Regions from separate parts of the Homo sapiens genome. Here region 1 is linked to region 2. The links are chromatin contacts, found by Hi-C or POLR2A ChIA-PET in ENCODE. All regions are on one chromosome and are shown on one strand. The core of a region is the stretch at or near the end of the contact, and the rest is flanking DNA. Distances in the headings are between cores, read along the strand shown.

What was found. Hi-C counts contacts between places; a loop is a spot of excess contacts on that map. ChIA-PET counts read pairs that join two places held with the same protein, here RNA polymerase II (POLR2A). Pooled maps may share reads with other maps.
Region 1: a loop to region 2 is called in a pooled map, with 2.5 times the contacts of the local background. The contact joins two enhancer-like sites. A Hi-C loop is called at or near these places in 5 of 50 pooled maps. POLR2A ChIA-PET finds 5 or more read pairs at or near these places in 2 of 52 experiments (HEK293 and MCF 10A).

The regions. Positions count from the first base shown.
Region 1 is chr12:119,707,884-119,711,745 of GRCh38, reverse strand. It overlaps CIT (citron rho-interacting serine/threonine kinase), which reads left to right. Exons shown (of 48, transcript NM_001206999.2): 38 at 1,126-1,206; 39 at 1,360-1,495; 40 at 3,428-3,567. Among named protein-coding and RNA genes, the nearest start is that of MIR1178, 3.9 kb to the left of the region's middle. Within about 2 kb of position 1,250, at least 4 of the 41 ENCODE cell types and tissues checked have a DNase peak (open chromatin) inside an H3K27ac peak, as active enhancers do.
Region 2 is chr12:120,085,507-120,089,296 of GRCh38, reverse strand. The region is part of intron 8 of BICDL1 (BICD family like cargo adaptor 1); the gene reads right to left. Among named protein-coding and RNA genes, the nearest start is that of RAB35, 29 kb to the left of the region's middle. RefSeq lists an enhancer at 1,893-1,972. Within about 2 kb of position 2,201, at least 21 of the 41 ENCODE cell types and tissues checked have a DNase peak (open chromatin) inside an H3K27ac peak, as active enhancers do.

The sequences.
Region 1 (3,862 bases), core at 1-2,500, 380 kb after region 2:
AGTTTGAGGCTGCAGTGAGCTACGATTGTGCCACTGTACTCCAGCCTGGGCAACAGAGCGAGGCATGGACTGTAAAAGCAAAGGAAAAAGAATGGGGGAATCGGCATCAGTAGCCTACTCTGGTGGCATTGTAGACCTTGGTTGTGGTGATGCAGCAGCAAATGTACTTATAAGGAAATCCTCTCTCCTGTTTACTCAAATGAGTTTGTCTGGTTTGAAGGCTTGAGTTAGAAGCACTTTGGCCACGAAGCAGCACAATAGGCTGCCGGCAGCTGTGTCCCCTCCAGGAAGGCTTTTCATAAGCATCTCAGTTGTTTTTGCAGTATTTGCTCTTCCGTAGGCAGGTTTGGAGTCCTACTTATCCTTAAGCTGTTAGAAACGTAGGTGTGCTGTGATTGGCATCACCCCACCTAAAATGTTCCAGGATACAAACAGTGCTCATTGCTCATTGACGTTTGCTCCAGCGAAGACCAAACAGCTCTTTTCAGACTCTTCACTCCTAATAAACACTTTATGTGTTAGCAATTGGCAGATTCTTAACCACAAGCCTCCTGAAAAGGGCTTTACTCAGTGGTTAGACCTGTTTGGATGACTTGTTGGTCGTTTCACACGTGAGCTTTTACTGAAATCCTTGTTAATATGTGTACAATAGGCCCGCGACTGTGTTTCTTACGAGCTTCTGCCTGCCTGGGTTCAGGTAAAGAGATGCAGAGGCGTGCTGGCTCGCTGCTAACACGGCGCCTTTGCACTTCTGCTGCAGCCTTATGGGGGAAGGAGTCTTTCATGTGTCTTATTAACCCTGCGCAGGTGAAATCTCCTTAGCTTCAGCTTATTTCTTATTACAGAATAGCTTTCCATGTCTACTACCCTCCCTTATTTCTGCATCCCAGCCAAATTATAACTCAGATGCTAATTAACAGCTGCCCCAGAGATACCAATAGCACTCGCATTTTGCATTTGGAGCTCAGATCAAAATACGGGCTGAGCTAAGAGCATATGTGCGTTTCTGAGCATTTCCAGGAATAACTTGGCCTTAACCTTCTCTTGGTTTCTCTGGATGGTTTGGTCATAAACAGATCAGCCTCACGATGTCTTCTGTTTTTCTTTTCTTTCACCTATGAAAAGAAACTGCTTGGAAACTCCCTGCTGAAACTGGAAGGTGATGACCGTCTAGACATGAACTGCACGCTGCCCTTCAGTGACCAGGTAATGCTTGCATGGGCACGGCCAGCTGGTGTCTGGTTACAGCCACACCCCATCAAGAAAGAAAGGGCTGTGGAGGCCTTGTTGCTCTTACTAGAGATTGTTCTGGTGACGTGACCGTGCTTATGTTCTGCCTTCGGACTTCTGCCCTTGCAGGTGGTGTTGGTGGGCACCGAGGAAGGGCTCTACGCCCTGAATGTCTTGAAAAACTCCCTAACCCATGTCCCAGGAATTGGAGCAGTCTTCCAAATTTATATTATCAAGGACCTGGAGAAGCTACTCATGATAGCAGGTGTGAGGCCAAGGACATGGTGTTTTTTCTTTACTTTCAAGGGAGCCAATATGTTGAAGCCACGTTTCATGCTCGTAAAACACAAAATAGTAGAGAGGAGCCGTTGTAGCTCTTATCTCTGTGTCCCCATAGATGCCCAAGCCTCAGCTAATGGACCCCCTCTGTCCAGATTCAGTTCCCTTCCAGTATCCAGTTTAGCACAGTCTGACATTCCCAAAGAACATCCCACTGTTAGGCCAAGTGAAGAGTGCTAAGCCTCGAAGACTATCTAAAGCCAAACCCTTTGTCCTGATTGCAACGAAACCACCGTGGGCCCTGACCTTCTGAGAGCTTGCTTGCTCTGTTAACTCTGTGATCTCTCTCAAGTCACCATTTGCTAATATTTTGTCATAATTTTTTTCTCTGTCTTCTTAACACACACACACACACACACACACACACACACACACACACACACACACACTCTCTCTCTCTCTCTCTCTCTCTCTTTCCTGAACCATTTGAGAGTTAGTTGCAGGTATGACGCCAAGTTCTTCAGTATATCAACCTAAGGATTGAAGACATTCTGTCACATAACCAGGGTACAGTTTATTTCTCTCTGTCTGTGTTAGTGACATTATTTTTAAAGGGGAAAAGAGTAATATATCGATTCAGTGTTCAAAACAACAACAGTTAGGTCTTGTTTCAGGCATGGCTGGATCCGGGGACTGACATACTATGGACAAGAACTGGCCTTTCTTAATCTCAGCTCTTTTTCCTCCGTCTCTTCCTCTCTTCCTTATTTTATTCTTTAGAGCAGTTTTAGATTCACAGCAAAATTGAAAGGTACAGAGAGTTCCCATATACCCCCGTTCTCATATATGCATAGCCTCCCCCACTACCAACATCCCCCACCAGAGTGATACGTTCGTTAGAGTCAGTGAACCTACATTGACACATTGACAGTGACACATCATTGTCACCCCAAGTCTACAGTTTACATTATAGAGTTCTTTCTTGGTGGTATACATTCTATGGGTTTTGAAAAACATATAATGACATGTATCCACACATAGAGTATCATATAGAATAGTTTCACATACTATAATTTCTGCATTTAGGAAATTTACCCTTACTATAATACAAGTATCCGCTATGCTGCCCATAATTGGATTTTACCTGTGGCTTCTATAATGTCCCAGAATTTGCATTGCATTTAATCATGTCTCTCTAGTCTCCTTTAATCTGAACGGTTCCTCAGCCTTTTGTCTCTCCTGACATCCACATATTTGGATAGTCCAAGTCTGTTTTTTCATAGAATGCCTCCTCATTCCTCCCTCACACATTCGTTCTTTACTTTGCTGGGGAGCATGTTTGAAAGTACAGTTCACATTCTCCAATTTTATGTCTGCAGAATTCCACCCTCCTCAGAATCTTGACTAAAAGGCCAAATGTTATTGTCTTAGATTTAAATCATGGACTTGGGCCGGGCGTGGTGGCTCACGCCTGTAATCTCAGCACTTTGGGAGGCTGAGGCGGGCAGATCACAAGGTCAGGAGTTTGAGACCAGCCTGACCAACATGGCGAAACCCCATCTCTACTAAAAATACAAAAAAAAATTAGCCAGGCGTGGTAGCATGCACCTGTAATCCCAGCTACTCAGGAGGCTGAGGCAGGAGAATTGCTTGAACCCAGGAGGCAGAGGTTTTAGTGAGCCGAGATTGTACCATTGCACTCCAGTGTGGGCAACAGAGCAAGACTCTGTCTCAAAAATTTAAAAAAAAAAAATAAATAAATCATGGACCTAAAATGTGTTTATATGGATTTGTGGAAAACTCAGATCATCTGTGTGGCCTCTTGTGACTTTTACTTGTGACTAGAACTAGAACCACCATCCCGTACCTTTACTTAACGGCTTCACACTGACGAGAGGTTGTTCCTTTTCCTGTTCAGGAGAAGAGCGGGCACTGTGTCTTGTGGACGTGAAGAAAGTGAAACAGTCCCTGGCCCAGTCCCACCTGCCTGCCCAGCCCGACATCTCACCCAACATTTTTGAAGCTGTCAAGGGCTGCCACTTGTTTGGGGCAGGCAAGGTAAGCTCCCCTCAGAGTCCTAGCTGGTGGAATGTTCTGGAAATTGACACTACCTCTCTTCCCACAGAGCTCGTTGATTTGACCTTCAAGATAGTGTCAACTTAAATAACAAACAGAGAGGGGCTCTCTTGAAAGAAAAGAGATTGATTTGGGAACAGGGCTTTGCAATGGGAATACACGTGCCATTGTAAACTATGTGGGTATCTAGGGAGATAAAGGAAGACAGAGGTTTGTAAGTGAGGATTCCATAGTCTTTTTGAAATAATTATCCTTGGCTTCAAAGATTAATAACAAG
Region 2 (3,790 bases), core at 952-3,451:
CACACATACACACACACACACACACGTTGAAAAAGGACAATACTAAAATAAGGACTGGAACCCAGAGGGGATCAAAAGCCTCACACAGCATAAAGGAGCTACTCATCCTTTCCCAAAATGGCCCATTCCCCACTGGAAGGCAGGAACCTTGTCCTGCTGGTATAGAAGGGATTCCTTGTAGTTAGCAATCCCCCTTAGGGGAACTGTCCTGAAGATACAGAGGTGTGCGAAGATAGCCACACAGTGGTGATCACTATAGCTTAGCTAGTCAGAGTAGCCAAGTGGTCATGAATGATGGGATGGAATACAGTCACCAGTAAAAACCATAAAGTAGGCCGGGTGCGGTGGCTCACCCCTGTAATTCCAGCACTTTGGGAGGCCAAGGCGGGCGGATCACGAGGTCAGGAGATTGAGACCATCCTGGCTAACAGTGAAACCCCGTCTCTACTAAAAATACCAAAAATTAGCCAGGCATGGCGGCAGGTGCCTGTAGTCCCAGCTACTGGCGAGGCTGAGGCAGGAGAATGGCGTGAACCCGGGAGGCGGAGCTTGCAGTAAGCCCAGATCGCGCCACTGCACTGCAGCCTGGGTGACAGAACAAGACTCCGTCTCAAAAAAACAAAAAAACCCCATAAAGTGTGGCCAGGCGCGGTGGCTCGTGCCTGTAATCCCAGCACTTTGGGAGGCCAAGGTGGAAGGATCACCTGAGGTCAGGAGTTCGAGACCAGCCTGGCCAACATGGCGAAAACCCATCTCTGCTAAAAATACAAAAATTAGCTGGGTGTGGTGGCAGGTGCCTGTAATCCCAGCTACTCGGGAGGCTGAGGCAGGAGAATCGCTTGAACCTGGGAGGTGGAGCTTGCAGTGAGCCCAGATTGTGCCACTGCACTCCAGCCTGGGCAATAGAGCAAGACTCCGTCTCAAAAAAATAAAAACAAAACCCCACAAAAAACCATGAGGTAGAATATTTATTGACAGTTCATAACATATTGCTGAGTGGAAAAAGCACCAGAAAACAAGGTCTAGTATAATACTAGTTTTGTAAAACAAAAACTGCCTGTGTCCGCAGGGTGCTGTGGCTCACGCCTCTAATCCCCAGCACTTTGGGAGGCCAAGGTGGGCGGATCACCTGAGGTTGGGAGTTCGAGACCAGCCTGACCAACAAGGAGAAACCCCGCCTCTACTAAAAATACAAAAATTTGCCGGGCGTGGTGGCGCATGCTGCCTGTAATCCCAGCTACTCAGGAGGCTGAGGTAGGAGATCACTTGAATCCAGGAGGCGGAGGTTACAGTGAGCCAAGATCACGCCACTGCACTCCAGCCTGGGCAACAAGAGCGAAACTCTGTCTCAAAACAAAACAAAAAACTGCCTGTGTGTTCAAGGATATGCACAAAAATGTCTAGTTGGTTATCTCTGGGTGATGATTACTGATGGGTAACTCCTCCGACATTATTTTGCATTTTTTTATTTTCACATTTGTGTTTCACGTATTACTTTGTTCACCTTTCCCAACATTCCTAAATCACGGCTGTTCAATGCAAAAGAAAATTAATTTTTTTCGAGGGCAGGGGAACGGGAATAAAGGTGGAAGGACCTCTGCAGAGGCAGCCCTGGTTGCCCAACTGCAGAAACGTGTATTATTTAGCCCTTGCCTTCATTAATCGCTCCCTTAAGCACTCAAAACAGCAAAGCTAACAAAAGCATGCTCCTTGTACAGGGCCAGCGACTAATGTGCAGGGCTCAAGGGCAGCTAGAGGATCCGCCTGCAGAGGCCGCCTAGCTCGAGCTTCACAACACCGACCGCACTAACCGAAGTGCGGCCAGAAAAAGGAACAGGTGGATCCCACTTGCAAAGTGCTCAGGCCACTGCTGCGACCAGCACTTCTTCTTTGGCTTCAGGTCTACCGAGCAATTAGTCACCTGTGCCGACACCGCAAGTGCGCCCCGCCCGCCGGCCCGCCTGCCTTCCCTAGAGAAACCGCTCCAGACAGCTCAGCCACCGCGTCAGCCCCGCCCACTGCGGCAGCGACGGGACCCGAGCCCGTCTAATGGATGCTGAGGGCTCAGATGCCGAAGGCTGCCTCCGTCACACCCACTGCTATTGGCTGGCAGCAAACAGCGGAAATCCTCACGCGGCATCGGTTGCCATGGACACCCCTCCAGTAGCGTCAGAACCCGTGGTGCCCCACGACAGCCACAGCCTCCTGAGCTTCCGGCGTCCCCCGGCAGGTGGCGCCGAGAGCAGCGGGAGCCCCAGGAATGTGCTGACTAACGTTGCCGGCGAGGGACAGATGGGCCCAGGGCTACAGCCGCGGCGCAGCGCCGGGCATGGTGGGGTTCCCTTCCTTGCCAAAAAACGCCCTGAGGCAGGGGCTGCCTGGACGACCTCCAATCCTGGCCACGCGCTGCACCGTTGGGACATTTGCTCACCAAGGAATAAGTGCTCGTCATTCATGGGAAACCCCAGACCAGGATCAACACATTAATCACATTTTAAAAATAGGAATATTCCAAGGGCTCGAATAATTCCTTTTTACAAATGAAACCACTAGTAACTGACTTGTTTTTGTAAGGCAGATTGCTAGCCCAAGATTTATTTTTGGTTTTAGTGAAGGCCCTTCACCTGCAAGGAGATAAAAAAATTGCTACTTAATTTTCCTGAAACTCATTTATTGTATAGGAGAAGGTGCACCTTAAGGTTTCTGCAGCCCAGTGACGAGAAGGAAGTTATATTTCTTAGGGATTCTCACCCCTGACTACACATTAAAATCAAGGGGGAAAGAAGTGGGCCCCACCCAACTGACCCCACCCCGTGATTTCAACTGTATTGTTCTGGTGAGGTTCCTGGTGTCTGAGCGCTCCCCAGATGATTGTAATGTGCGGCCAGGATGGAGAATCAGAGATAACGTATATGGAAGAAGTATCTGGTAAAACTAAGTTACTATACAAATGGGGGGTGTGGTTTCCTCTTTAAATGATTCCTTAGGCTTGTCGTCTCAATTCTTGTATAACAAAAATTCATTTCTAAGGTATGGGAAAAGAACTATCCTCCCAGAGTAACCTAACTGCCCAGCCAGCCCTGTTCTATAGGAGTCCAGGAAGGACAGGACCCTTGCTCCAGAGTTCTCCCTACTGGGGGCATCCTTCCAGAGGGGAGAATTTGCAAGTCTAATCAGACTCCTGGATAGTAACTGGGCCTCCTTTGAAAGCAGGCAAGAGCATGCATTACAAGGTTTCATGTAGATTTGCTCACCCAGGTGGCAGAGCTAGGTTTTACTTTTTTTTTTTTTTTTTTTTAAAGGGAGAAAGACTGGACAACTTGCTTCTTCTCTCCTGCACCCTGACACTTTCTCTGTTTGTATCCCCCACCTTCCATCCCACCTTCCATGCTGATGACAGAATATGATCTTAATGTTCAGCTTCTTGTCTGAGAGAAGGTAACCAACCCATGTGTACTTCTATCTTCATTCTGCCTTTTTTTTTTTTTTTTTTTTTTGAGGCAGGATCTTGCTCTGTCATCCAGGCTGGAGTGCAGTGGCATGATCACAGCTCACTGCAGCCTCAACCTTCTGGGCTCAAGTGATCCTCCCACCTCTGCGACTCCAAGAATGTACCACCACACTCAGCTAATTTTTTATTTGTATTTTTAGTAGAGACAGGGTCTCATTATGTTCCCCAGGCTGGTCTTGAACCCCTAGGCTCAAGCAATCCTCCCATTTTGGCCTCCCAAAGTGCTAGGATTACAGGCGCCCTTGCCTGGCCTCCTTCTGCTTTTGATTTCTAGTGGAC